7 separate regions of the Mus musculus genome follow, and all the other regions are linked to region 6. The links are chromatin loops, found by intact Hi-C in ENCODE. Cell type or tissue: left cerebral cortex. All regions are shown on one strand. Region 1 has its middle 41 kb from the start of Gm40925. Region 2 overlaps Hivep1 (human immunodeficiency virus type I enhancer binding protein 1). Region 3 overlaps Adtrp (androgen dependent TFPI regulating protein). Region 4 has its middle 72 kb from the start of Gm40925. Region 5 overlaps Adtrp (androgen dependent TFPI regulating protein). Region 6 holds the start of Hivep1 (human immunodeficiency virus type I enhancer binding protein 1). Region 7 has its middle 32 kb from the start of Gm40925.

The links. Hi-C counts contacts between places; a loop is a spot of excess contacts. Peaks named below come from ENCODE experiments on the same cell type or tissue, not always from the same donor. Only the 100,000 strongest peaks of a DNase experiment are listed, where the experiment ranks them.
Region 1: a loop joins it to region 6, with 4 times the contacts of the local background. A loop is called at or near these places in 12 of 42 quality-filtered maps.
Region 2: a loop joins it to region 6, with 3 times the contacts of the local background. A loop is called at or near these places in 13 of 42 quality-filtered maps.
Region 3: it touches region 6 in a loop (2.4-fold over the local background); 3 of 42 quality-filtered maps call a loop at or near these places.
Region 4: it touches region 6 in a loop (5-fold over the local background); 15 of 42 quality-filtered maps call a loop at or near these places.
Region 5: it touches region 6 in a loop (5-fold over the local background); 7 of 42 quality-filtered maps call a loop at or near these places.
Region 7: a loop joins it to region 6, with 4 times the contacts of the local background. A loop is called at or near these places in 12 of 42 quality-filtered maps.

The regions. Positions count from the first base shown.
Region 1 is chr13:41,715,941-41,719,940 of GRCm38, forward strand. No RefSeq gene overlaps it. Among named protein-coding and RNA genes, the nearest start is that of Gm40925, 41 kb to the left of the region's middle. In left cerebral cortex, no CTCF peak of the experiment used is centred here; DNase peaks (open chromatin) are centred at 2,339, 2,980 and 3,624; H3K27ac peaks cover 1,276 bases.
Region 2 is chr13:42,099,239-42,103,238 of GRCm38, forward strand. All of the region lies in intron 2 of Hivep1 (human immunodeficiency virus type I enhancer binding protein 1), which reads left to right. Among named protein-coding and RNA genes, the nearest start is that of Hivep1, 49 kb to the left of the region's middle. In left cerebral cortex, a CTCF peak has its summit at 2,333; DNase peaks (open chromatin) are centred at 1,555, 1,868, 2,432, 2,773 and 1 more place; H3K4me3 peaks cover 486 bases; H3K27ac peaks cover 2,353 bases.
Region 3 is chr13:41,799,384-41,803,383 of GRCm38, forward strand. All of the region lies in intron 4 of Adtrp (androgen dependent TFPI regulating protein), which reads right to left. Among named protein-coding and RNA genes, the nearest start is that of Adtrp, 46 kb to the right of the region's middle. In left cerebral cortex, no CTCF peak of the experiment used is centred here; DNase peaks (open chromatin) are centred at 1,703, 2,169 and 3,778; H3K27ac peaks cover 2,019 bases.
Region 4 is chr13:41,747,348-41,751,347 of GRCm38, forward strand. No RefSeq gene overlaps it. Among named protein-coding and RNA genes, the nearest start is that of Gm40925, 72 kb to the left of the region's middle. In left cerebral cortex, no CTCF peak of the experiment used is centred here; DNase peaks (open chromatin) are centred at 31, 540, 1,744 and 3,116; H3K27ac peaks cover 888 bases.
Region 5 is chr13:41,819,244-41,823,243 of GRCm38, forward strand. The region is part of intron 2 of Adtrp (androgen dependent TFPI regulating protein); the gene reads right to left. Among named protein-coding and RNA genes, the nearest start is that of Adtrp, 26 kb to the right of the region's middle. In left cerebral cortex, no CTCF peak of the experiment used is centred here; DNase peaks (open chromatin) are centred at 476, 855, 1,419, 2,010 and 3 more places; H3K27ac peaks cover 1,982 bases.
Region 6 is chr13:42,050,227-42,054,226 of GRCm38, forward strand. Hivep1 (human immunodeficiency virus type I enhancer binding protein 1) reads left to right here and starts at 1,795. Exons shown (of 9, transcript NM_007772.2): 1 at 1,795-1,864. Gm28707 (a long non-coding RNA gene) reads left to right here. Exons shown (of 2, transcript XR_001780922.2): 2 at 1-341. In left cerebral cortex, a CTCF peak has its summit at 2,077 (motif pointing left); DNase peaks (open chromatin) are centred at 297, 675, 1,079, 1,448 and 3 more places; H3K4me3 peaks cover 3,550 bases; H3K27ac peaks cover 3,235 bases.
Region 7 is chr13:41,707,183-41,711,182 of GRCm38, forward strand. No RefSeq gene overlaps it. Among named protein-coding and RNA genes, the nearest start is that of Gm40925, 32 kb to the left of the region's middle. In left cerebral cortex, a CTCF peak has its summit at 2,435 (motif pointing right); a DNase peak (open chromatin) is centred at 2,468.

The DNA of each region.
Region 1 (4,000 bases), 330 kb before region 6:
ACATGATTTTGTTTAGAAGAATAGGGAACACTTTGGAACTTTGGACAAGAAAAATGATAGGAAACTTTAAGCAGGGCTTAATGGGCTATTCCTGGTAGAAACATGGAAGAAAATGGTGCTAAGGTAAATTTGAACTGTGGGGGCCTAGCTCAAGAGGTTTCTCAGAAGGGAAGAATATTAGTAGTGACCCAGAGACCATTCTTATGCTTGTGATATTTTGGCAAAGAATGTGACTGCTTTTTGCCCTTGTCTGAAACTCTTGCCTGAGGCTAAATTGGAGAAGTTTTGGATTAATGGTGTTGCCAGCGGAGATTTCAGAGCCGCCTAGGATTGACTGCGCCATGGGGCTATTACTGGCCATTCTTATGCAGATCTATAATGAAAAGGAACAAGCTGAAAAAGGAAAATTACAAAATGTACAGTTTGAGGAGAAAGGGGGCACTGGGAAGCACAAGGGAGCTAAGTCCAGTGCTCAAGGAGATAAAAGTGTAAAGAATAAATAATAATAAAGGGAGTGGTGACTCCAGGGCAAGACTCCACCCAGCAAAGCTTAACAACTTCAGAAAAAAATTAAAAAAAAAAAAAAAACTTAGGGCCTGGTGTGGTGACACACACCTTTAATCCCAGCACTGGGGAGGCAGAGGCAGACAGGTCTTTGAGGTCAAGGGCAGCCTAGTCTACAGAGCAAGCTCCAGGACAGACAAGTTTAGAGAGTAAAAGAAACACTGAAAAACAGAAAGCTGGTAAAATGAGGGGGCCATGTTCCAGCTCCAGAGAGCAGAAGAACATGGTGGCTTTGGCCATGTGAGTCTGGCTTTAAAGCCAAGGATACCAGAAAGGGGTTGTAGAATCACTCTCTATGATTAAGGAAAGCTGCTGAGGTCAGGCTGTCCCTGCACAGAGGCTCAGAAAGGTCTTTATGTGAAGTCATGAAAGGGAAACCTGGATTGCTTTAGAGAAATGATAGGATGCCTGCCCGGGGAAAGTTGCTAACAGAAAATGGAACTAGCGAGGGGAGGGGGGAGGGGGAAGAGAGTGGGGCAGAAGGGAGGGAGAAGAGGGGAGGGGGGAGGGAGGGAGGGGGAGAGAGAGAGAGAGAGAGACAGAGAGAGAGAGAGAGAGAGAGAGAGAGAGAGAGAGAGATGCAGTCAATAAAGCTGAAAGGAGTTAGAGATCTGAAGAGCAATTTGACGTCAGACATGAAGATGCAGAGTTTGGAGTTTGTCCTGCAGGTTTATGGTCTTGCTTTGGTCCAGTCTTTCCTCATGATGCTCTCTCTTTCCTCTCCTTGGAAACAGTCATGTATATGCTGTTTCACTGTATGTTGAAAGTATGTGATCTGTAATTACTTCCAGATAGAGTGTTTTAGAATGGCCACTCTGGACTTAGAAAAGAGAAGCTGGAGCGAGGCAGTAGCGGATGGCACAGAGGGTGGTGGTGATGGGAATCACTGGAGGGACTCCTTCATCCTCAGGCGTTGCATCTCTCACTATGAGCAGGGTAACAGGTAGAGACACAGAAAGCTGAGTGGGTATGAGACACTTTTGGAAAGTGAGATAAGAGGTATTTATTCATTTTTATTTCATATACATTGGTGGTTTGCCTGCATGTATGTCTGTATGAGGGTGTCAAGTCCCCTGGAACTGAGTTACAGACAGTTGTGAGCTGTCACACGGGTGCTGGGAATCAAACTCAGGCCCTCTGGAAGAGCAGTCTCAACTCTTAACCACTGAGCCATTTCTCTAGCCCCAACCTTTCTTGGATGGTGGTGGATATGTCAGCTACAGCTTTCTTTTGCTGAAATCAGGACCTGGTAAGAAGCAGTTTAGAGAAGAGGGTTGTATTTTGGCTGATGTCCACGAGTGGAAGATTCCCAGGGGCAGGAGTGCGAGTAGCTACCACACTGTTTCTACCATGGTCAGTCAGCAGAGAGGGGTAGTGCTCAACCTGGGTTGGTTTTTTGTTTTTTGTTTTTGTTGTTGTTGTTTGTTTGTTCTTTTTAAATTTTCAGTCCAAGATCACAACCCATGGAGTGGTGTATTTATGGAGGGTTTTCCCACCTCAACTAATTGTTCCTTCAAATACCCTCACAAGCACCTGCCTAGAGGTGTGTCTGGTAGTCGAGTCCAGATCTAACCAAGTTGACTATTAAGTCTTGAGGGAGGGAGCTGGAGGAGAAAGAGAGGATAGATAGAAGTCTAACATATTCTGTAAGCATGTAACATTCTCAAAGAATAAATTACACACTATCTTAAAATTATCATCACAGTTGGATGTGGGATGAAGGCAAGTTGCCAGCGTTAACTAGGCTTTGAGGGGGATGTCACAAAGAAGCCTGGTGGTGCCGCTGAGCATGCTGGGAAACCAGGTAACAAGGCAGGAAGGCTGTGGGTGGTGGACTCCCTTATGACACATTAAGTTTTGGGTACTATTTTAGTTTGAATCTGCAATAATCCCCACAGGTGCGTGCTTTGAATGTTTGGCCCCTGTTTTGTGGTGCCATTTTGAAGGCTGAGGTAGAGTCGTTCTGTCAGAAGTATGACACTGTGATGGGCCTTTGATGTTCACACCTGCTTTTGGTTCCTGTCTCGCTCACTCTGCTTCCTGTCTGCCACCCTGTGTACAGACACCACTTACCACAAGGAGCAGGGCCCTCCCACCCCCAAGCCTTCTCTGTCATGGAGCCAAACGATGGAAAAAAAGAAACCCTTCCTCCCTTAAGCTTTTTCTATTGCATGTTTACATCAGAGAGGTTCAAAAGTAGCCAAGACGGGTGCTTTAGGGATGGCTAAATAGAGCTGGTGAGCTGACAGCCCAGGCCTCAGACTTCTGTCAGTATTAAAGGTACAGAAAACACACACATTTAATGCCATCAGAAGAGACAGTGGGGAGAGAGTGAGGAGACACGCTGAGGCCCCAGAATCTAATCTGAACCAATTCCGACACATATTATCTGGAAAACAAACCAAAACAGACAGCTGGTTATGTAATATTGAAAGGCTGAGAAAAGAAGCATTGGGGGTGGGGAGGAGGTAGACTGTGACTTGGGACTCAGTGGTCTAAGGCCAATGACAGCTGAAAATGACAGTTGGGCTTAGCACTCTAAAGTTATGGGTGTTCTTGTGTGTCTCTTGATACTCCTATGCCATGGCTCAGGGGATTAAAGGGACTCTGGCAGAGGAGACAATTGAGAAAACGAATATATCAGATTTCTCCTGCCATTTAGATATGAAGGGATAGAGAAAGCCAGGAAGACATTTTTCTTGTTTGTTGTCCTTAACTAAAAAAGACATCAAAATGAAAAAAAAAAAAAAAAAAAAACCACCAGAGGAAAGGTTGCGAGGACGTAACTGAGCAGCAGAGAGGACACAGGGTTCAGAGCACGCTGAGACACAGCGGGTGACTCTCCAGCTAGAGAGAGAAGCACCTCTCCTCTTCCGGCAACGATGATATTTTTGTCGAGGTGGTAATTTGCAGCAATTGCTTTTAGTCTGTATTCTCCATGCGAATAACTTCTGTTGCCGAATTACAGCTCGTTAGAGCTATACGAGATGTTAGAAGTTCCCGATCTCGTCTGTCTACCGCAAATGATAAAAGCAGGGGCCGGAGAGGATGCGGCTGCATTGGCTGCATCTGGGACCGCTTTCATCTTGGCGCATCGTGGGTGGATCACTGAGCAACCTTGAGCCTAGCTTTCTTCATGTAAAATGTGGGCCATAATTATCATGGAAAGGAGTCATCTGCTTTTGTTGGTGGTGCTACTGCTTTGAAAAGACTGTATCTCTCTGACCACCCATCTTTATGCCTACAGCTTATAGGCCTTAGCGTTACAAAAAGGCAAACAATTTGGTTGTGTTGCAGTTGATCAATGCTGTGTCCCAAAAATAAAAACGCATTTAAAGGCCTTTTAGATGCACACCAGGGACTGGGGAGATGGCTCAGTAGGGGAGAGTGCTTGCCATACAATTATGAGGACCTGAGTTCAGGGCTCAAGACCCCC
Region 2 (4,000 bases), 49 kb after region 6:
CTGGGAGGTTAGATTAAACTTGGAGCAGTTTCAGGAAGATGTTACCCCTGCTACAGTATGGGTAGATGGTCCATGTGCCTGCAGACAATTTGACTCCATATTTTATTATGTACAAAAGCAAGGATGGGTGTGTACACACACATACACACACACACACACACACACACACACACACTCAACACACTCACACACATACTTTTTAAAGAGGATGTGAAGGGAGGAAGGGAGGAACATGGGACATGGAGGGGTGACAGTGAAGTAGGAATTTGATCAAAATAAAATGTGTTCTTATTTGCAAGGGAGACAAATTGAAGGTTGACTGCATGTGACTGAGTGGAGTAAGCCAGGGTGAAATGGCTTCATAGTGTGTGAATCCAGCTGTGTGGCACTTAGGAACTGGTAACCTATGGAGACAGTAACCCGGCAGGCTGTGGAGAAGGAGAGAGACATGGCAGCGCACAGAGGATGTTAGAGAGGGGAAGCTGTTCTGTACGGTGGGCACCAATGCTGCTGAAGTGCAGTCCACGGATCACATCAGGGGTTCTGGGTGTGGTGATGGTGACACTCAGTTTAGGCTCTTTGAGTGGCAGATGATCCACTGTGGGGCTGATGTCTAGATTCTGACAGTGGGGGGAAGTGCTTGTGGTATGGGGGTGTATAACAACTCTACTTTCTAAACAAATTTTGCTGTCAATCTGAGACTGCTCTAAAAAACAGTTATTATAAGGGATTAATATTTTGATAACTTTGATTTCTGGATCTGGGACACTCAGTGCCTAGTAATGTACAAACACGACTTTAATGGGATGGCCCACAGTAGTCCACAGTTACACAGTGGGCACAGCTGATATTCTGGGCATATTCTTTCTGTAGTTCTGGAAATGATTTGTGCTGACCTACTATTTGCCCCGACCTACTAGGTGTTTTACATGGAGCAAGTTGGGATTTCTTACCATTGTCTTGCTTTGCTCTGTCTGTGCAGTGAGTATATATTGTGGGTATATATTTATCTAACGTCAAGCCATCCTTAGATGCAAGTGATATTTTCACCACTATATATATTTTAAGTCTATGAATGTAGTTGTTTTTATAATAAAACATTCATAGTTTTAAAATATTAATTTTATGTAATTTTATTGTTGATATGTCTCCCAAACTAGCGGAGTTACTGTCCCTTGGAGGACAAGGATTTATTGCTAAAGAGAGAACTTCATGCTTGAACTGCTTGGCAGTTCTCCTGTCTTTAACAAACAAGCTTCCCTCTTGTCCTCTACCACGTCGTCTGTGCTCTAGGAGATGGGTGTGTTGCTCATCTGTGTGTTTCACAATCCAACGTGAAAGAACGGGAGGTTATCTCAACTTTTCTTCTCTTTCTGTCATCCAAGGCTTGCAGGAAGCAGGTCCCAGAACAGCTAGTCTGCTGCTTAGCTGTCGGAGGTGGGCTTCCTGCCCTGGATAGTCTGATTGGTAGCAGGTTGTTCAGGGTGCTCCTCTGCTGAGTATTTGGTAAGACAGCTCCTTCTGAGTTGATGAGAATGACGGATAGAAATGTTAATCTGGGGCAGGGAGGAGGAGTGGGAGGAGTAACTCTTTCCTCGGGATGCTTCTCAGTAATCAGTAGGAAAATGTGGTAAATATGGAATCGAAAGCTTCTAAGTCCCTGAAGTCAGCGTGGTGAGTTGTCCCTTCTCTTTCCCATGTGTGAGCTGGGAGAAATCTGGAAATCGGACAATTCCCATCTGGTTCAAACTTTGCCTTTGTACCTTCAAGGGTCATATGCATAGATTCAGTAATGTAGCTGCAGTAATGTTAGGGCTCTAGCCTGATGGCATAGGCCAGTGCTATACTGCCAGAGACTTGGGAAATATGTGTAGCTTATCTATGTTAGCATATGAATACAATATTTCGTGGGAATACTGAAAATGTAGTTTTCTTTAAATAGCATTCACTCAGTCAGTCGTGTGCTTAGAAAAACGGAAAAACTCCAGAGCACGTTTGCAAAGCATATATGATGGTGTCAGTCCCACAGCAGGCCACCCCTGAGTTGCCTGTCTCTTTTGAACTTGACACACAAATAAAATTCTAGAATTATTGATCTTGTAGTTGAAAGGAAGGCTGTAAGACATTCAGTTAATATTTTTTGCCATTTCTCATGGTAGAGTTATAAAAGTGAATAAGATCTAGTCCTTGCCCTTATAATCTAGCATGGAAGACAGTATCTGAACGAGTACCTTGTTTCTGAGGATTAAGTTCTGGAAATCGAGCCCTTGGGTAGGAGTTGGACAGTCTGTGTGCACAACAGGCTGGGCATGCTGGGCAGTTCCCTTCAGCTCCATGAGGTGGCCGCTGCTGCGATAGTGAATGACAGGCCACACTGCGGTCGTTGCGTGGCTGACAGGGAAGAGCTTCCGGTATGCTTGTGCTATGTGTGTACTACACAGCTCACTGTATGCAGCTGGCAGCTGTGTGTAATATGTTCTGGCTCTCAGCCTCAGCATTTGGGGGCATGCGGTAGGAGCTGGGGTATTGGAAACAGAGTAGTCAGTAATTTAAGTAATTTGATCCGAGTATGTTACTGTGTTATCTGAACTAAGGTGTGCCTGCTCTAGACTCAGGGTGAGAGTCTGGCTCCTTTCATCATGCTACACCAGTCTCCTTCACTTCTCTCAGATGCTCTGCTTGGACCGTGAACCTTAGAAACACCCGCTTCCTTCCCTTTGTTTCCCTGCAGCCTGGTCTGGTTCCAGGGTTGCTCACATGTTGCTTTTGTCTCTTGATTCTGCTCTGGTCTGATTGTCCTGGTATCCTGCTGAGGGTTAGTAGGCCAGGCTGGCCTTGGCTACTTGAGATGCATCTTCATGGCCCCGAGTGACCCTCCTACCTGTCCCCAGGTGTCACAGTGCCCAGCACATTGATAGGACTTCATAAATGCTTATGGAATAAGTAAATGACAATTTTGGTTTTATTTTATTTTTATAACTTATGTGCATGCATGTGTGTGTAAACGAACTATTCTGTTATTGATTTACATGGATGTGTTCCAACTTGTGCTCTCCTTAAAATATCTTTTTAGAGGTTATTAAAACCACTATTTAAGTTTGCCTCATGCTTTTTCAATTACAATCCTTACTTTGATACGACCAGATATTTAATAACAATGTACAGAAATTTATATTTTTTGTTGTAATATGTAGATCAAAACATATTCCAATGTGCCCCCTAGCTGCTCATCAGTTATTAATGTGATGTGTATTTGGGAACCCTGCCACTGTGATTCTTCTGTAGCCATACAAAGTAGACACCAGTGTTATGTCTTTAAATACATATCCAAGACATGAACTTAAACAGTTTAAATACAAAGTGTTAAAGGGGTTTTTGATTATTTGAGATCTCTATGTGATTCTTACTAGATAATGGACTAGTTGTTCAAAGAGCAATTACAAATAACTTGACTTTTCTAAATGCCAGCCTCCAAAGGAGGCAGTATATATTGGATACGGTTGGCTTGGGATCATTCTAACGGATGGTCAAGGTCCATCTATTGTTTCCTTCTCTAGAGCCAAATTGCAGCCTAGCTAAATCTTAAAGGACTCTTATCTAGGAAACCAGATATACATAGGGTCTTGCAGAGAGACGGAATTGGGAGTCAGGACTCAGTGGAACACAGTCATCTCTGGATCTTCTATCAGCTTATGTAAAAGGTCAGACAAATTCATTTTTAATTCTGATTTTCCAAAGTTCAGAAAGGTGTTCGAAAACAGAGACCAAGGAATGCGTAGCTGTTACTTTAAGAAGGAAATTAAGTCTGGAGGGAAGGCTGTTATGACTGCTGACATCTGTGGCCTCCTTTCATTTGCGTAAGAGGTGGACTGGCTTCTCTGTGGCTGCGGTTGCCATGGAGAGGTAGTGGGGGAGGACTCCCAGGACTGCAGCCTGCCAGCCAGTGAGCCACAGAGCTGCTTCTCAGAGTGACTGAAGGGGCTGGGAGCTCAGGTGTGCC
Region 3 (4,000 bases), 250 kb before region 6:
CCTCTTTCTCCACATCCTCCTCAGCATCTGCTGTCACCTGAATTTTTGATCCTAGCCATTTTGACTCGTGTGAGGTGGAATCTCAGGGTTGTTTTGATTTGATGACGGATTCCTTGACTGGCGAGTTCACCACTTACTTTCAGGTTTTGCATTCATGGAGTCACTCAATATTGATGTCTAGTCGTTTTGTTGTTGTTGTTGTTGTTTTTGTTTTTTTTTTGTTTTGTTTTTTTTTTAGCTGCCCGGGGCTGTTAAAAGGTTGCAGGTGTATCCTTGGTAATCTAATAATTTCTGAAGTAAGAAAAAAAAAAAAAAAAACCAAAACCCCTAACTGGAGCAGATCTCACTCACACTTCATAGACTGTGCTGTACACACCTGTCTTTCCCGTGGTTTAGCATGCTTAAACTTCGGAAAGACCAGATCCTGGGTTCAGTCTCCATCCATCTTAGAAAACCTGACCTAAGATTGAACTCAAGTTCACTAACAGGCCAGTGCCTAGCACCAGTTGCTAGGCTCCCCCCCTAACAAGACCCATGTCTAGCCCCAGGTTTTCAGGTTATTCCCCCCAAAAAATCTATACCTCCGGTTACAACCCCGCCCCTGACACTTCACTTCCTAACAACCACCAATCAGGAGGAAAACAGAAGTTAAGTTTATGGTTTGGCTCCCAGCACCAGCCAATTATGTTAAAGGCCATAATGGCGCCCCCTATCAGATGTGTACTAGGTTAGACACGGAGTTCTTGCCTCTATAAATGCTTGCCTGATACTGGGCTCAGGGCCTGTCCTCCTGCAACATGGACAGTGGTGTGGCCCAAGCTTGAGCTTGAGTAAAGAGACCCTAATATAATTGTATCAGAATCAGCTCCTTGGTGGTCTTTTTGGGGTCCACGAATGTTCCCTGGCACAACATTTCCTGGAGAAAGTCCCTGCCTATGCCCCTCTCCTCAGTCTTCAGCTTTGTTTGTACCAACTACTTTAGAAGTGGGTGAATCCAGCAAATAGGTGAAGATGGTAGGAGGGGAAAGAAACCAGACAGATGCCTTAGCCTGCTTAGCATCATTGTAACAGAATACCAGAGTCTGTGTAACTTATAAAGAAGCATATTTCTTACAGTGCAAGAGTCTGGGGAGTCCAGCATTGAAGGCTCAGCATCTGGTGAGGGTCTTCTTGCTATATCATGCTTTGAAAAGTAGATGCTCTCGTGGTGAAGGATTATGGTGAAGGCAGAGAAAGGAGAGTCAGACTCATCTTTTTATTAGGGACCCTGTTCACAGCTCACTTAACTGTGCTCTTACTAAGTCCAATTGATGTTTTCATAAAGAGGGGCACCCTCATGACCTAATAATCACCACTTAAGGTTCTACCTCTCAATTCTGCAGGACTGGAGACTGTTTCCAACACTGGACTTAGTGAGGGAACATTCAAACCACAGCACCAGTGAACAGTGATTTCAACAGAGTTGGTGAGATTCGGGCAGGGATGGCAAAACAAGGCCCTTTGCACACACTCGCGATCTTTAAGTCATGGATTGGGAGACCTGATGGAAAGGAAGAGTTGGAAGTTGGAAAAGCCAGGTCACAAAGCATGAAGAGCTGAGAATCCATGCAGGCGTGGGAAGCCTCTGGCATTTTTACTAGACCATCCAGGAGGCTACTGGGTAATGCTCACAAGGATTATTCTACTGGCTGGTAATCCACCCCGGGGGAGAGGAGAAAGTAGCACAAAAGTGGTGTGTGATGGGCAGAGGAGGTGAAGAGGCAAGGGAATGAGCGCTATGGGGAATGGGGAAAGGGCTGGCTGGCAGCAGCGTTGAAGGCTGGGTCTCTGCATTAGTCACCCCCCCTCCCACCCTATCCCCACCCCCAGTGGCTGCCTGTGGGGTTATTGGGCACTGAGAATAATCTGGCTGCCTATCAGGAAGGGGGTTGGGCGTCCATTTAAATCTGCCTGGGGAGTCTACCCAGGCCACACACCAGGCGACCGATCAAGCGATCAAGGACACTTTCATTCAGTTCCAGAATCCAGGGGCTTTTGGTCTCTCCTACCTACTTAGGTTTTTATTTTTGTCTCTTGGTATTTCAGAGAAGTCCAGGATCTGCTGTTTTGAGTGTCTGCCTCAGCGAAGTCATGCTTCCTTTTGGGGTATTATACTCGGTTGCCGGTTGCCATGGAAGTGAGGGCTGGCTGATTCACACAGGAGGGGGGTGGGGCCCACTAGCAAGCCCTCAAGCACACTGGATGATTTCAATTACCTAAATCCCTGCAGCTTCTCAGAAGACATCTACGTGTTTTTTATGACGTATGAATACCTTTGACTTTGATTTAGAAATCGAGATGCATTTTTAAAAATCTGTGACCTGTATGAGAACAGTCTATTGATAAAGCACCAAGAATAAATGGAACTTTGAAAGCAGGCCAGTCCAGCACAAATTGGAATGTCTCTGAATTGGGATTAAAAGAAAGAAGAAAAAACAAACAAACAAAAACTCCCCCAAAATCCAACAAAACCAGGCAAGCTGAGGTCATCCAGGTTCTCCAGAAATGAAGAAAGCAGGCCTAGTGAGAGTCTGGTGGATTCTAGTTAACAAAAAGCCTGCAGTGGATAGCAATCCCGAGGCAGGTCATTATTAGATGCCCTTCTGTTTGCAAGTATGGCGAAGTTCTTGTCCAGCAAGTAACTGTTGCCAAAGCCAAGATTTGTTTCTGGTTTCCCTGCTGGGCTTTTAAGTGTTCATCTGCCTTCTCAGGGTCACTCTGGTGAATGTTGGGAGGACAGAGGGACCCACCTTAGGTTAGGAAGTCCAGAAGAAAGCAAGAACTTCGATGGTGTTTCTAAGCAACACTTGCTCAACCCGCTCAACCACACCCCTGTAATTAGGCCTGCCATCCTGTCCAAATTAGGGGCAGGGTTAATAGCTGTGCTTCTCTGTGCTGGGGCTTCCTAAACATTTGCAGCAGCTTGGGGCTCTTCCCCACCATGTGTCCACAGGAGTGTCCATCTACTGCCTTTACCTGTCCATCTACTGCCTTTACAAACGCCCCCCCCTCCCCCTCTCTCTGGAGTCACAGGAGAAATTGTATCTCCAGCACTGTTTTTCTGCTCACAATGTAAACACAGTGGCTGTGCTTTCAATATGGCCCCCTCTTGCCAAAATTCCCGCTGAAACTTTGTTGCAGTGTTGGGGCCTTTGAGAAGGATTTGAGCCTTTCTGAAGGAACTGGACTGGATCTTTCAAGAGGACATTAGTCTGCCCTTTGTAACAATGGAATCATCACACATTTATACAAAGGGGTCTCCTTCCCTGCCCCCTTCCATATGCTGGGTTGACAAGTTCTCATGCAGATCTAGCATCTGATGCCACCCGCATACTACAGTGTGAAGCCTTCACCAGGTACAGCCACTTCATCTTGAGCTTCCCCGTCACTAAGACTGTTGAGCTGAATAAATCCCTTTTCTTTATAAATTGTTTCATCTCCAGTATTCGGTCATAACACGGGCAAATGGACTAGGATGCTAATCAAGAGTTGAAAATGGCCAGAAAACGTTTTTAGAATTTCATGCTACAACGGACTGGAATCAGAGGTGATGTGAAATGGTTGTCCCTGAGCTTATGACTCAAAGATACTTCATATCCTTCAATAGGTGACACATTAAAAATGCATAGCGGCAGAGGGGTGACTGGAGAGATGACTTGGTGGAGAAGTTACTACTGCTAGAGAGTGAGGACCTGCGCTTGAGTCTCCAGAACACTTGTACAAGCTTGGCAGGGGTAGAGCACATCTGTGATCCTAGCATTTTCAGGAGAAGATGGGAGGCAGAGGGAGGAGAACCCTATCTTCAGCACCAACAAGCTGAACAGGAGCCTATAGACGATGCTGAGAACTGATACCGAAGATTTCTGAGCTTTGCAGGTAGATCACAGCACATGTATCCACAGAATTCACAGCAACACACACAGAGAGAAACAGAGAGAGACAGGGAGAAAAGAGACGCGCG
Region 4 (4,000 bases), 300 kb before region 6:
ACAAATGTGCTCTGAATACTCCATCTCCAAATGTTGAGCAGGCCCTCCTCCTTGTCTTTTCCTAATTGCTGTTTGAATTTATTTCTGGTGCACTGTGTTGCAGGAGCTGCCTGGAAGCGTTGTCCATCCATATGCTGGGTGGGAAGGGGGAGGATATGGCAACAGCGCCTCTTTCTTCTCTTTAGGTGACTCTATTGACGCTGTGTTAATTACTGAAGATGCAGTACTGGGGAAAACCCACTGAAATCTAAGGTTTCTGGTGTCCGTGGCATTCGTGATATGTGTTGTCTTCATTGTCCTTCTTTGTATTCTTTTTAATATACGATGTGGTGTGACCTGGGACCCTCTTGCTTTCTTGGTGATACTCAGTGAGTTTTCTTTCCTCCCACCCACATCTTATTCCTTGGGTCAGCATTGCTCCTTTGTGTGCCAAGGATTTAGCACTAAATCTGACCAGGGCTTGCAAGTGATGACCAATCAAATCCCTCGTGGCATTGAGGGAGCCCTTGTATCACGAGAACGGAGAAGGAAAAACAAATGCTATTGGGTGAGTCCTTATTACTATTGTCTATTCTCCTGGTAACCAGCAGAAAGCTGGCATCATGCTTCCGATTTGCATAAGAAGAGACCAAACTCTGCAGGGCTGAGTCACCTATGACTATAAGTGCTGTAGAATTGGAACTAATTGGATTTAGAGTGCCTAGAGAGTCTACTTTTTTTTTTTTCCACCTTGACATTTTAGGAGCTCACAGAAAGTGAATTAACCATTCTGGCTTTCGGTCTTTTTGGACATCACTTTTCCCTCAAACCATTCAGGGTGTTTGGGACAGTTAGCTTCTTGGAGGAGCCTCAAGGCCACAGCATGGTAATAACTATTAGGAGTGTGTCTCAGTGGGCTCCTCCTGGTATTTGAGAGAGAGGAGAGGTATTTGGGTTCCTTGTCATCTACAGCATGTGGGTGGCAATGAGAACCTTTGGAGATCTTTTATAGTAACTGCTACACTCTGGCCATAGCTGCTCTTCTACTCCAGCTAGTAATGACCTCTGAGCTGAGCTGAGCTTCCTGACTCTAAACACAGGTGGGCTTCTTGGCCCACCCTCCTCCCCCAGACATGATTGCACTCCTTGCTTAGGATGTTATGAAGTGCTCGCACCGAGTTTATCACAGGCCCTGGAGCCTATCTAGAAGCCGCCATTATGATGAGCCAGTATCAAGGGATTGTGACTTTCTTAGGAACTTTCCCTGACTCTTCCAGACCTTCTCATAGGAAGCCATCCTACGAGGTAGCGGAAGCTATCTTTTCAGCCTGTCATTATTCAGAACAATGGCTTTTAGCACCCATTCAGGAAGTCCTGCCCCAGGACCAGAGGCTTATGAGCTCCATTAGCCACAGACTGACAGATTGACACAGGCTGTGGGCGGGGACAAAGTGTCTTGTGAAGCAAGCAGCTCCTATCCCTTCTTGGAACTCAACATTCTATGAGGGTCGTATGTGGAACAGTCTCAGAAATTAATTTTCAAACAGCACTCATCCATTTATTTGATCTTCGTTAACTCTGTTCCACTGGTTGGGTTCATTCTAGGAAGCGCGGGCTGTTGTTCCCTTGATTGGATGGCTGGTGTGGCATCTGGGAAGACTCTTGAATGAAGAGAGGAGGGAGTGGGAACTTGGCAAGCAGAAGCCGAAGGATTATTATAGGCCTATGAGTCACAGGGACTGCAGGCAAATGATACAGAGTGGGCTGATGGAGGGAGTGTGGGCAGCGAGCAAGCTTGAGGTAGACTGAGAGGAAGGAACTAATGCAAGGAGCAACGCTTTGGGAGTATGTTAGTCAGGCTCTGCAGAGAGACAGCACCAATCGGATTCGAGTGCATGTCGAAGGCAATTTCATTCAAGGAATAGGCTCCAGGGATGACAGGATCTGGCAATTCTCAAATGTGCAGGCTGGAGGCCCAGGGAAAATGCTGATGTGGAATGTCAAAAGTATCCCCACAGGTGCCACCCCCGCGGTGCTCACAGCCTGGTGTTCAATGCCCGGAAAACACATCGGTTCACGTCTATAGGGAGCTGTGAGAAGTCTCGACCCAAAGTCTCTATAGATGCTTCCATGCCTCTAGCAGAGTTTGGCTCCAGGCTGTGCCTCAAGCTCACCTCTGCTGCGTACCCAGTGAGGCCAGGTCTCCAGTTCTGCTTATCTGGTTTGGCACTGGCTGCTCAAAGCAGCTAGGAAAGCAGCCAGTGGTTCGAAGACAATTTAAGCAGGATTCTTCTACGTGGAGGGGAATTTCAGCTTTGGCTGCGTATTAGAACTATCTTTAAACACCTAGCGCGGGGTTCATAGTGCAGACAAATTCAGAATCTCTGTGCTGGGGGTGAAGAGAACATCCGAAAAATTGTATTCCTGTAAGCGCCTGGCTGTGTCATCTAGCCTAATCACCTCACAAAGGTAAGGTTACCACTAACATGTAAATTTCGAAGTTCATTTTAACACATGGATTCTTGGGTGACACTTTCAAACCATAGCCACCCTTAGCGGCTCTCAGTGTTTCCTTTTCTGGGCTGTCCTCAACGTCTGATTAAAAACATGTTTTTTTTTTTTTTCTCTCTGATGGTGCTGAGGTCTGATACATGTACCCACACAAAGAGTGCCTGGCTTAGTGGGTAAGAGCGCTGACTGCTCCTCCAAAGGTCCTGAGTTCAAATCTCAGCAACCACATGGTGGCTCAAAACCACCCATAATGAGATCTGACGCCCTCTTCTGGCATGTCTGAAGGCAGTTATAGTGTACTTATGTATAGTGATAAGTAAATCTTTGGTCCAGAAGAAGCAGGGACCAGAGTGAGCAGAGGTTCTAAAAAATTCAATTCCCAACATCCACATGAAGGCTCACAACCATCTGTACAGATACAGTGTACTCACATACATAAAATAAAAAGATAAATCTTTAAAAGAAAAAAAAAAAAAGAGTGCCTTACTGAACTGTGTCACTGGCCCTAACTCACTTGTTAAAGTCGCTTGGGTCCAGAAAAGCAGGTGTTTCCACAACGATGCTGTGTTCTCTACCCTGGCATTCATCACATGTTGGCTTAAAAGATTTGAAAGAAAAATGTCTAATGTGTTGAAGACACAGAGGAAGGATTGGATTTTTTTCAGTCTTCACAAAGGAGACAGAAACTGGATTTGTTAAGAAAATCATATGGCATGCAGGAAACAGCTTTGTCTGACTTTTTTTTTTTTCTCTTGGGTAATTCTTCATTGAGAAAAACCCATCAATGTTACTGACCCTCAGGGGTTTTGCTACCAGAATGATGACGTCAGTCTCTTTGTGCGCTGGTGAATGAAGGTTCTGGGATAATGACTAACAAATGTCCATTTGAAGGGGAGCAGACTGTACGGGTTCATCACTGAGTCATCACTGGGACAGACCAATGAAAAGAGTTAAGAGCTACCATTCGGTATCTATGACTTCTGAATCTCCAGTCTCTCAGTTAATAAACCAGAATTATCGGGTGGTAACACTAGAGCTTTTACAGTACAAGTCTGAAACCTTGCAGCTCTAACAGGAAAACTGTCTCCACTCACCCTCAATAAGCCGACGCAATAGCCCTAATAGTCAAGAGCAGAGAAGGGAAAAGATGGAGTGTGGCTACTGGTTCTTGCTATCTGGAAAATTGTCGACATGGTGACAAAAACTTCTTCGGGGAAGACAAGCTCCCCTGTGCCTGGCAGTAGAGCCCCAGCCTTTCCTTTCCCCCTGTCCTTCTTCTGGGGAAATTCCAGCTCCATGGTTCCATTGCTCAATGGTCTCTGTATCTGAAGGGAGAAGCTCACCTGCCTGTCCTCTCCAGCTGAGTTGGTCACATTGAGCTGAAGAGCAGCCTCCAGGATTCACAAACTCCCAGACCATCAGAAAGGGAACTAAGTTTGTCCTAAGACCTTCGCATCTGTGAAGTGCTAAGGAGCCTGAAGTGAATTATGTTGGACTTGGAGGAGTCACT
Region 5 (4,000 bases), 230 kb before region 6:
AGAGACGCAGCTGGGAGGAGCAGACCTAGATAGTCAACCGTCTTCAGGTGGAATGAAATTGTTGAGGGAGCGAGCTATGAGCAGGGAACAAATGCCAGGAAGTTACCTCAGGTGAGGCCCAGGATGAGGCAAGGCTTATCCAAGGCCACAGAGGCAGAATCACAGGCTGGGCGAGAGTCACAAGGCTCCTGCGGAGGAAGAGGAGGCTTCCCAATGGCTGAGGGTCGGTGTGGGAAGGAGGGAAAGAGCCACAGTTCTAAATGCCACGCAGAGGTTCCCTCCACAATGTTTAGCCCTACTGCTGGTGCCTTTGCCACAAAACCCATGAGCTGTAGAATTCCGAGTCTGCAGTCGTTTGTACACGGATGTCAGAAGTTGCCTCTTCTCTCTCCTTCCTCTTCCCACAGAGCTCTCAGCCCTAGTTTCAGTTCCAGATACTCTTGGCCATAGCAGCCCTTTCCTGCCTCAGTTTGCAGAAGCAACCCTGGGGCCTGAGCTTTGTTGATCAACACAGCCATTCTGCACACACACACACACACACACACACACACACACACACACACATGCATACACATTGACCATTCTTTGGACCTGCCCTCTTTGAGACTGAGAGAAAGGCTGCCTCCACCACCTAGAGAGTGAAGTCTATACTACCCAATGTCTTTTGGCCAAAGGGGCATCTAATAGGGAGTCAAGCCCATCCCTTTCCTTGCCCCTGTCAGCCACAGAGTATGGAAATCAGATTAGGGAAGAAAGCGTATTACTCAGCTCCTCCGAAGTTTCTCCCCATCAATACAAATTGGCTTCCCTGTAAATGTGCCAATCATCTCTCCCCCCTCCACCCCCAGTTCACACATACCATCTTGCAGACATATGCCAGACGCCAACTCAGGGTGAGGCAGCCTCGCTGCCACTGATCTGAGTACTGATATGCTACATCCTTACTAACAAGGAATACTTGGGCAGTGTCAGGTCCCACATGGGTGTAGGAGAGAAAAGGTTGAGGGTCAGGCCAAGGTAAAGGTACAGGCTAGAGCTAGGGTTTAAAGGGGCCACTGAACAGAGTTGGAGGATAAGGAGTAGTAAAAGCTGGATTTCTAGGGAGTCTGGAGGGGTATCGAGAGGATAATCAACCAGGTTATCCAGATGGATAGTGATCTGCTCATCCATCAAGGAAAAAATAAGACAATGTTTAGAATCACACACACACACACACACACACACACACACACACACACACACTCACAGATTCTAGGGAGTCCTGGGTGGTGTTGAGGGTGCATTTGGGTCATCACCTCAGGTCATCCAAATGGGTAGTGGTCTGCCCTTCTGTCATCCTAGGACATTGGCTCCCAGGAAAGTAGGCTTCATGGTGTCCTGTTGATCACAGGCTATTTACAGCTAATGGTTTCCGATTCATCTTTTCTACTGGCTCTTCCCTGACTCTACTCCAGTGGAATGTTCTGGGACTTTTCCTGAAAGGCTCGCTGCTCTATATTTGGTAGCTGTCTTTCTGTTTCTGTTGCTAGCTAACAAAATTATGACCAGTGACAGAGCTGAATTTACATTAAAAAAAAACAACTAATGTAATTTTAAAAACTGTAGCTGAAGGATATTTAGTTTATATATTCCATGTCTTCACAAATCCACTAGGATCTTAAAATCATGGAAACTTACCCTCTCCAACTCATCAAGTTTATTTCCCTTGCCCTAGAGCCAAAACCTTTTTAAACAACCCCAGGAAATGAAAATTTCTTCCATTAAAATAATAATAATAATAATTCCAGAGAGGGAGATTCCACAAGTTCCCTGAAGAAGACATTATGACTCCTGGTGGGTGAGTGTAGTGAGCCGGTGCCAAGCTCAAGGCTCTGGGCCTGACTCAGTCATCCTGGGACTTTCCTTACCCCTCTGTCAACCTGATGCAACTCTTGCAGTGAAAGACCATTCTAAAATTAAAGAGAACACAAGCACTAACAGGGAATGATGTTTTATCTGCTGGTATCGGAGAGGGTGCTGTTGACTGAGAAGGTGGCTAGCATTCTCTCTCATCCAAGGCTATCTGGGCCTGTGTGAAGTGCACAATCCCACTCATCGTCCATGTGCCTTTAAGAAAGATGCTGAAACTCATGGACAAAAGGGTATACTGTGGGACGCACTACAGCTTCCGCAGGGAGATTTGTTTTTCTCTGTTTTGTGTGTGTGTGTGTGTGTGTGTGTGTGTGTGTGTGCGTGGGGGGGTTGCAAGGATGGAGGGAGGGTAGAAGGGGAGGGAGAGATGAGTGGGATTGGAGTGCATGTTGTGAAATTCACAGTGAACCAATAAAAAGTTAACAACAGCAACAACAAGAAGATGCTGAAGTTTCATCCATGTAATCTTAACAACATGGTGGTTGTCCAAATAAGTTGTGCACAATGCTACCAACTTGTTGACACACCAAGGTGGGTGTGGTACGTTTCGCAAGGCTGCACCCCTCAATGAGGGGCCACAAGGAATTCATCCATGGTTACTGAGGGAGGGAGCATCAGCGTTCTCTAGGAATGAGCTTCCTGACCAGTTAGTTATCCAATCCAGGCGGTCAGCCCTAAACAGATGCTCTCCTGAGTTACAGAATCAGTAGAGTGTGTGGGTGTAAAGCAGCGATCACTGAAGAAGTCCTAAATTTGAGTGGGAGAAGCAGTGGACGTGGGGGAGGTGGAGGGGAAGGGGGGAGTGGTCAAATTGGGTAAATACCGGACTCTCATGTGACATTCACAAACAAATTAAATTTAAAAAGATCAACTTAAAAACAACAATACAACTCCCTTAAGATGAACAAGGGAGTTAAACAAACAAAACTAGGAGGACAAATAATGTAAAGAACACAATTTGGAATGATGAGGAGAGAAACAGGGAAAGCAAGAGTTGTGGGGATGTGTTGGTTAGAAGTGTAAGAAGCCTTGGCCAAGGCTGTGTCGCTAGGAACAGTGGCTTTTGGGTAGTGAGTGGTAGAATTTCCTGGGACAGAGCAACCTGCAGGGGGATGGGGTTTCCTGGCGAGTGGCTCACTCCAGTTAGAAGTATATACTGCTTACCAATTCATTCAGCCAACATCCCTGGAGTACCAGTGAGGAACCCAGAATTGTGTTAGAGATAACACGTGCCTGGGGTGGAGAGGTGTGTGGTGGGGGAGCTTGGGGGGGGGGGTGGAGTGGCTCGTGTCAGTTTGCCTTTACCGGGAATGAGGAAAAGGGGAAGAAAAATGAGAAAGAGGAGGAGAAGGAAAAGGAGGAGCTTGTGTGGTTCTGAGATGTGCCAGAAGGGATTCATTGAGGATAATACCCTTGAAGTATCTGTGGCAGGGAGGGAGAAGGATTGGGGACAGAGCAGATCCTAGAGGAGCACTGAGCGGCCTTGCAGAGATTCCCCCCCACCCCCACCCCAAGTGGCCCTTTCTCAGCCCCAGGGAAAGGGGATTAACCCTAGTGGAGGCAGCTTCCTCCCTGCTGAGGGTGCTTCCGGGAGGAGAGATCCACCTGTGACCCACCCACTGGAAGCCCACACACCATCTGGGAGCTGTGGAATGAAATCTCTCAGCTCTGTGAGGTGGGAGGATGTGTTTTCCTCAGTGCCACACAGGAACAAACTGAGATGGGGGAAAAGTGAGGTAACTCTCTTAGAACCACACAGGAAGTAGGTAGAGAGCCAGTGTTCTAGCTCCAGAAGCCTGGCTTCTCAGCACTGATCTCTCCACTGGGTTTAAAGAATGAACCAAAATGCTACCCATACATCCTAGTTGCTTTATTTGCATGCTGCTGATGGCCATTCCTTCTGTGCTGTCATCTGTAATCCCTCAAGCTGCCTGAGACCTGTCAGTCAGAGTTGCAAGCATCTTTGTGAACATCATCAGCCTTGTGTCTTTTGGACCCTGTAAAACTAAAGAGCTGTACAGATTAAGATCTAAACTTGGGGATGAGAACCAAGGGTTTCCCTCTAGGTACCAGAGCAGGCACTGTAATA
Region 6 (4,000 bases):
TGACAAATCAAAACCAGATATGCAGTTTTCTCAAACGCTCTTAGCATTGCTGTATCTTGGAGACATCCTGGGTTCATGGATACATTTCTGTTGTCTTCAGCAAATATTGAGTTAAAAATTTCTCTCTGGCACTTAACTTTTTTTTCTTCTCTTTCTGTTTCAAGTAACAAAAACTCGACTTCTGAAGACTTTTTGTTTTTAATCTTAACACATTATCTATGTCTGCATGTTTATCTTTTGGTTCAAACAGCTCGGCTGGGGGAGGGGAACTACATTATATGTTTTATGAATCCTACCCATTGGGTATTTCATTTAATAAAATAGAAGACATCTTACTGGAATATTAAAATGGTACTCTTTCATTGTAAGGCTGACATAGTATTACCCACCACCCGAGCTTTCTAGCTGCATAATCTTTGCTCCTATGACCAAATTTACTTTTTGGTAGGCATATTTTCTTCCTCTGCAAAACATTATTTTTGGCTCTAAGCTTGCCATTACCAAGTATTCCATTTTTAATAATTTCCATTCTGGGGCTTTGTGCTTTTCTTAGCTCCAGCAAGCTAGAGGTAGGACTTCCTCGGGGGATTTTAGGGGTCAACCGTTAGCAGGAACGACCTGGACATCTTTATGAAAGCCTAAGGGAGCAAAACAAGTTTGCACAGATGGTCAGCTGTTAGTGGGCGTATGATCGCTTAACAAAGAATATTTTTGTTTTGCGCCTTTTTTTTTTTAACACCTTATTCTTTCCAACTTTGAGGTGGCCCGTACAATCTTCTATCGGCTTTTTTTTTTTTTTGTGGATGCGTGTAATTTTTAAGTTCAAACTGCTAGTATTATGCCTACCCTTGAAAACCTGCTTCGTTCCCCAGAGTCAGCTCTCCTGATATTTCCAGAAGTTTCCAGTTCCCGTTCTCTAACGCTTTCTAGCAGCCGGGGTCAAACTCTGGTTTGTAATAAATTAGTCTGTCTTCCCTGTTCACTCCCCCAGAGTTCCAGAAGCCTGCTGGGTGGCTCCGCCCCGCACCCCCTCTTCGGCTTCCAAAGTTCCCTCGCGGGTTAGTCCCCAGCTGACAGGCAGCTAAGGAGGGGTTAACTGCGCTCGCCGCTGCTTAGGCTCTGGGAAGCACCGGCTCTCTCCGGAATAACCTTGGCTTTCCTCGGTCTTTTAATAGAACATCCGCCACCAAAAAAGTGGTTTCAGTTTAGGGCTTAATAACACGTCCCCTCTGACCCTCCAAGTCAACAACCCAGCCCCCTTTCATTCTCTCTCTCTTTTTTAAAAGTTATTTTTTAAAGTTAATGCGTTTCAAGTTTCACTATGATTTTCCCCTTCCCTCTACGCGGAGCAGAGGAAACCCCCTTGGGGTCCCCCCTCCCTCCAGGGTCCTCCTCCTCCTCCTCCTCCCTACCAGGGCCAGGGCGAGGGGCGGGGCTGGGAGACACCATGACGTCACCGGGCCGGCCCACAGCCTGCTCTAGAAAGTCAAAAGACGGTAAAGAGAATCCGGCCCCGCCCGGCCCCGCCCCTCCTCCCGGGCCAACCGCCCCCGACTGCGGCCCGGCCGGGCTTCCCCGGGCCGCGGAGCCCCGCCTCCGCTGCCGCCCCGCCCCGCCCCGCCCTTCGGGCCGCGCCTCCTCCTGCGTCCTGGGTCCCCGCGGCGGGGCCTGCGGCGGGCGGGCGGGCGGGCGGGGCGGCAGGGGGCCCCGGGCCGGCTTCACAGGAGCCCGCCCTCCCGCCGCAGCCCCCGCCCCGCCGCCCCCGGGGATCCCCTGCTGCCCCGCCCACGCGCGGGGGGAAGCCGCCGACCTTCGCCCTGGCCGCCCTCGCGCTGCCAGCCGTCCTCACGGACACCCGGGAGAGGTAAAGGCCGCTCTCCCGCCGGGTTCCACTCGGTCCCTCCCGCGCCCAGCTCGCGCCTCGGTGCCCGTCGGGAGGAGGCTCCGCTTGTGCTGATGTCCCGGTTGTCAAGTGCAGCGCAGTTCCCGACGGGTGCGGGGCCGGGCGCGGCGGTGGGGGCGCTGCACCCGGGAGAGCGCGGCGCGGGGGGCGGGGGCCGGGACCACCTCCCCCTGGCGGGCGGGCGCGCGGGTGTGCGTGTGAGTGAGTGTGTGCGCGTGTGCCGGCGCCGACCTTGCGGAGGGGATGCTGCGTGCGGGAGCCGCTTGCCACTTCGGCGGGTCCTGGCCGCACGGGCGGCGGGAGCTGCGGTCCTGCGAGCCCAGCAGGTACGGAGGGCCGGCCTCCTGGTCGCCGCGGCCGCTTCTCGCAGGAGGGCTCGGCGGGGCTGCGGGAGACCAGGCCGCGGCTTCCGCACCTCCCGGCTTTGTGGCTCGCTTTCCCTTTCGGTCTTTGCCCGGAGTGCCTGTTTACTCCGGGCCACCTGGGTAGTTTCCCTCCCCGTAGGGCGCGCGCCCGCCGCTGGTGGGTCGGGGCCGGTGGGTAGGGGCGCGGGGCGGCTTGGGCTCGCCGCGGGGTCGGGCTCCAGCCGGAGTTGCGGCTAGAGAGGGGAGGGGGCTGTGGCGAGGCTGGCGCGAGGAGGAGTCTCAAGGCTGCTGCTCTCGCCGACTCTGTCCTCCTCCTCCTCCTCCTCCTGCTCTCCGCATCCACTCTAGGCTCCTTCCGGAGCTGGCACTTCCATTCCCCCCTCCTTCTGGCATGCGAAGCGCTTTGTTCAGTGCAGCGTTGCAGAGGGGTTTTCCCAGGCTCCGCCCTCCACATTCATTCATGTTTTTTCTCCTTGTGACTGTCTTTACGCTTTTTTGATTGTGTCCTGTTTTTGCACCTTGTAGTATGTATTTCTTTCTCGAGAAAGAATGGTCGATCACTGGTCCTAGTCGCCACGGTGGTGCTGTCGTCTTTGAAAATAACCACTTCTCCACCGCGGATTTAAATGTGGGCTGGACAGCTAGGGACAGGGGGGCTGGAGGCTGCAAAACCGGGTCGCACAAAGCTGTTACAGGTTGGGAATTTGCATATTTTAACATTTAAGCTTGGGAGCTGTGGGAGGTCACGTGATCGGCTTACAATCCGAGTTCACGCTTTAAAAACTTCGTAATATCGTGACCGCTTAAAAGCTTTAGTTTTAATACGGAACGGAACACTTACAGCTTTATCTTTAAATTCTCTGTGCAGTCAAAACCTTTTTGGATGCTATAGCTGATGCCTCTGTGGTAGGGGGAGTTGAGGAGCTCTATCTTTCACCCATCATTGACCGTCCTGTTTCTTATTCTTCCCCTGGCGTTAGATTGGGGATAGTTTGTGTTATGCCGACTAATAGCCGTGTTAAGAGCCGTGTTGCTTACAGTCGCAAGCACGGTAATAGCCGCCTTTTCCTTATGCGTTTTAACTAAAGTGAAAACATACATCTAAAACCTTAGTCTGGGATACATGTTCTTTACCTTAGAGGCGTTCTTCCAGGGAATTAATATTTCAGCATTTTCATGTGGTAGGCAAAGCTTCTACATTGTGTAGCTTACTCCTCAGTCCTTAGCCCGTTTGGGGTGGATAATGTTTCCTGATTTTACAGCTTGGGAAATCTGATCTTCTTTTCTGAGAGCTTAAGTACCTTGAACAAGGCCACACAGAATGGGGTAAAGCCTGGCCTTGAACCTGGTCAGGTTTGATTCCAAAGTATGTCTTCATGATTTGCTGTGTCATTCATCCCTTTGGGAGGGGATTGTCCTTGGTAGGTAAATGTTATCTTCTCAGAGGAAATGGGCAAGGTGTCATGTGGGGCCACGTTCTGAGGAAGATTTCATAATCTCTCTCTAAACTTGTTTTTTTTTTGTTTTGTTTTGTTTTTTGTTTTGTTTTCTCTTTGTAAAATGGATGAATTGGAGTTGTTAATTTTTTTTTAATCTCTCCCAAAACTTTTTTCCCCTACCTCTGTAAAATGGCTGAGTTTGAGCAGTTGATTCGGTTGTTAGGATTAAATTAGGTGATAAGTAGAAACTCTACAGTAAACCCAATAAGTGTTCTCTTGTGTCGTGTACAGTA
Region 7 (4,000 bases), 340 kb before region 6:
GTCGTCTTCACACACACACACACACACACACACACACACACACACACACACACACACCCCTATACCTCTAAAACAAGCCCAGGGTATCTTTACACTCCACCCAGTTCCAGCATATATTTGATCAATAAAGGGAGGTACCAGGGGCTTGTCAGTTGTCAGGTGGAGTGAGCAATTGCAATCTGGAGAGGACTGTGTGTGTAACTCCATGCAGGTGGGCACTGTCCCTGCAGTCCACACACCTTGTACTGAAGAGTGTTGGGGCCCTGAAGCTGACACATGCATGTGCCACAACACAGATGTCAGCATTGGCTGTAGTGACACTTCCCTGCTGTCGGCTTACCACCTCCCTTTCACGTTAAGGGCTTTATTTCCTTGAAGTGGAGATGGGGGGAAGACACTCAATTATGTGTATTATATCCATTACTGCCTGCCTCCCCCATCACCGGGCAGTTTTGTATCACCTGGAGAAGGAGAAGCTGAGGACAAATAATCTCCTCCCTCCCCATTAGGCCCTAACTTAAATGCTCTCCCCATGATGTCACATAGGCCTTCAGGTCTCTATTCGTTCCCCAGTAAAAGGAGGCTCTTAAATGGAATCACCCGTGGGCTCTTCAGGCTGACCCGAATTCTGGCGATGAACCCAGCAGAGTTAGGCATATCACGGTACCTCTTGGGTGTTTTTCTGCACTGTCTGATAGATAGAGAGCCACGTTTCCTGTGGGCACTAAAGGGTGCGGGTGCCCTCAAGCATACCTATACTATCAGTTCCTCTCTAGAGTGTGAGGCAGACAGACCTTGCCTTTGCACAGACTGACACATTCCATAAACACTGGCTTTGCCCTCTGCTCTGCACAGGCCTACTTATGTGGAGATTATCGTGCACACTGCTGACTTTAGAGATATCATAGATAAGGGCATGAATGTCTCTGACGAGGAATTTGTGCTGGTTCAAGCAGTCAGTGGGAACCTGAGCCCTAGCATGCGAGGCCTGTGAGGATGTCAGACATCATCCATCCTGCTTTCCTCACACTCGGGAGTGGGGGGTTAAGAAGAGGTGACTCTGTCACAAAGGAACACACATGGTATGTACTCACCGATAAGTGGATATTAACCCAAAAGTTCAGAATACCCAAGATTCAATTCACAGACCATATGAAGCCTAAGAAGAAGGAAGACCAAAATGTAGAGGCTTCAGCGCTTTTTGGTAGGGTGAACAAAATACAGGAGGAAATATGGAGACAAAGTCTGGAGCAGAGACTGAAGGAAAGGCCATCCAGAGACTGCCCCACCTGGGGATCCATCCCATATACAGTCATCAAAGCTGGACGCTATTGTGGAGGCCGGGAAGTGCTTGCTGATGGAAGCCTGATATGGCTGTCTCCTGAGAGGCTCTGCCAGAGTCCGAACAAATTCAGAGGTGGATGTCCGCAGCCAACCATTGGACTAAGCTCGGTGGTCCCCTATGGAGGAGTTGGAGAAGGGACTGAAGGAGCTGAGGGGCTTTGCCGCCCAATGGAGGGAGCAACAGTGTCAGCAGGCTAGACGCACCCCCCACCCCCGGAGCTCCCGGGGACTGGACCACCAACCAAAGAATACACATAGAGCAACCCATGGCGCTGGCCACATATGTGGCAGAAGATGGCTTTATTGGACATTAGTGGGAGGAGAGGCCCTCGAGCCTGAGGGTGTTCGATGCCCCAGTGTAGGGAAATGCCAGGGCAGGAGGATGGGAGTGGGTGGGTTGGGGGAGCACCCTCATAGAGGTGGGGAGGGAGAGATGAATTAGGGGGTTTCCAAAGGGGACACCTGGAAAGGGGAAAACATTTGAAATGTAAATAAAGAAAAATATCCAAGAAAAAAATAAAAATAAAATACCTACGGTTTATGAATAGAAAAAGGCTAACAATGAAAAAAAAATCCAGAAGAAAATAAATAAATACATAAAGGGGAAAAGAAAAAAAAAAGAAGTGTGATTCAGTTGGCTGGCGGAATCTTCAGACAGACCAACCTGGGACTATTTGGGTTTTAGTCAAGGACGAGGAATGCATGGCTGTTCTACATTAGTGTGCACTCACTGCCGGCCAGACGCATGAGGAATGGCCGCAGACTTTCTCGGAATCTTATGTAAGAGATGGAAGGACCTAGAACATGTCTGGACAACTCGTTCCACTTCTATTTTGTGAAATTAATTGTTTACAACCCCTGTCTTTCTTTTAGCTCAAAAAACTGAACCTTGTATTCCCCTTGAAGTCAATTAAAGGAAGCTGTCTGTTTAGGGAAATAAATGCTCTCCAAATTGCAAGAGCAGAGGTGACAACTTTTTCAACATTTTTTTTTCATTTTTTTCAATAATGTAAATCCTCTAGATGATGCCTATTTTGGCAAACGACCTGTATTGGGGTTTTATGGGACGACGCTAACACGTTGGTGTACGTTCGGCCAGCAGGTGGCAGCAAACGTTTTTATTAGGAAAACCGTGCGCTTGAAAAGAACGCCTAATCAGCAGTCCCTTCTAGCAAAAGAAGCCTATTAAGTGAGCACAGCAGAGGGCATTCACCACAACGCTTCACGCAGGAGCCTTTCTTAAGAGGGGGCTCTTGGCAGTAGATGGTGGAAGCGCGGGGTGAATTATTTCCACCAAGTTTGTTAAAAGGAAAGTCCAGATGAGATTAAGGACTGGAAAGAAAACTCTATTGAGTTTCGCATCCTAATGACAATCCAATTTCTCGGCCCACAAACTTCTATCAGCCTTTCTCGGCCTGCAGCCTGGTGCTGAGGGGCTGGACCCAGCTTTTACCATGTGGCTAAGGTTTTGCTGTTTGGAAAACAGAGTACTTCTGGGCTACCTAACTGATGGAGCGCTTTTCTGGAGTAGCACACTCTTGCTTTGAGATGCCCGAGGCGACCGCTATTCCTTTTCATTGCCGCTGTTCAGGGCCACCAGAAGAGAATGCTGGGATGCTAACTATCCTGACACATCCTGGCCGATTTACGTCAAGTTCTGATCCTTATAAGACTTTTAAAATATAGTAAAAAGGTTCATTCGTTCTTTCAATGACTGCTTGCTTTGTGCCCACTATGCCCAGTGCTGTGCTTACAGAAGTCTCAAGTCTAGGAAAAGAACCAACTCCTTTCTCATCAAGTCCCCACAGAAACCTACAGAAACAAGCCCGGGTAGGAAGGAACACAGTCCTGGGCTGTTGTTGAACCTAGTCTAGGTTTACAGACTGATAGGAGTGGCCAGTGGTCCTGAGTCAGGGACCCTTAAGCTGAATTTGAAGACTGAGGAGGAATGCGTAGGTTAAAGGAATAAGGAGAATATTCAGACCAGAGACTAAAAAGTTCTAAGACCTGAAGATGGAAGGAAGGATAGGAGGCAACAGACGCTGGGAGGGATAGAATATTGGGGGAGAGAGTGGACTCTGCTATGTAAGTGGAAAATCATGATTCTTGCATTTATAAGGCAAATGTACACACACACACACACACACACACACAATTGACCTCTGCTGGCTGCTTTTGTATAGTTTGTGATACTGTTAGCTTGGAGCTAGCGCAAAAATATTTCCAAAAAATGTTCGAGTATTTTACTGTCCCCAAGGCATTGACTTACGTAAATGGACACAAGTACCTTTAGGGACAGCCACTGTGAAAGATCATAACACATATCTTTAAAAATATATATAAAGCCTTATGCCCTTTCTTTTCTCCTTCATTAAGGAGATGTGGACCTGTGAATTGACCAACATTTAGAAATAATCCCTTCTGGCCACTGTAAATTGTGCATCCTGCATTTGAGAAGCAGAGATAGGAAATCAAAACACTTCCCAATCACCAATACAACACCACATATATAGGGTTCCATGTTGTTCTTTGCATAAAATTATTTAAGGCATTGTATTGTCAGTGTATGGTGCATGAGGTACATCCAAGACAATGGATTATACACTTAGACTTGGACCCTAGTCGCCCAATACAGTAGCTAAATACCTGCAAATAG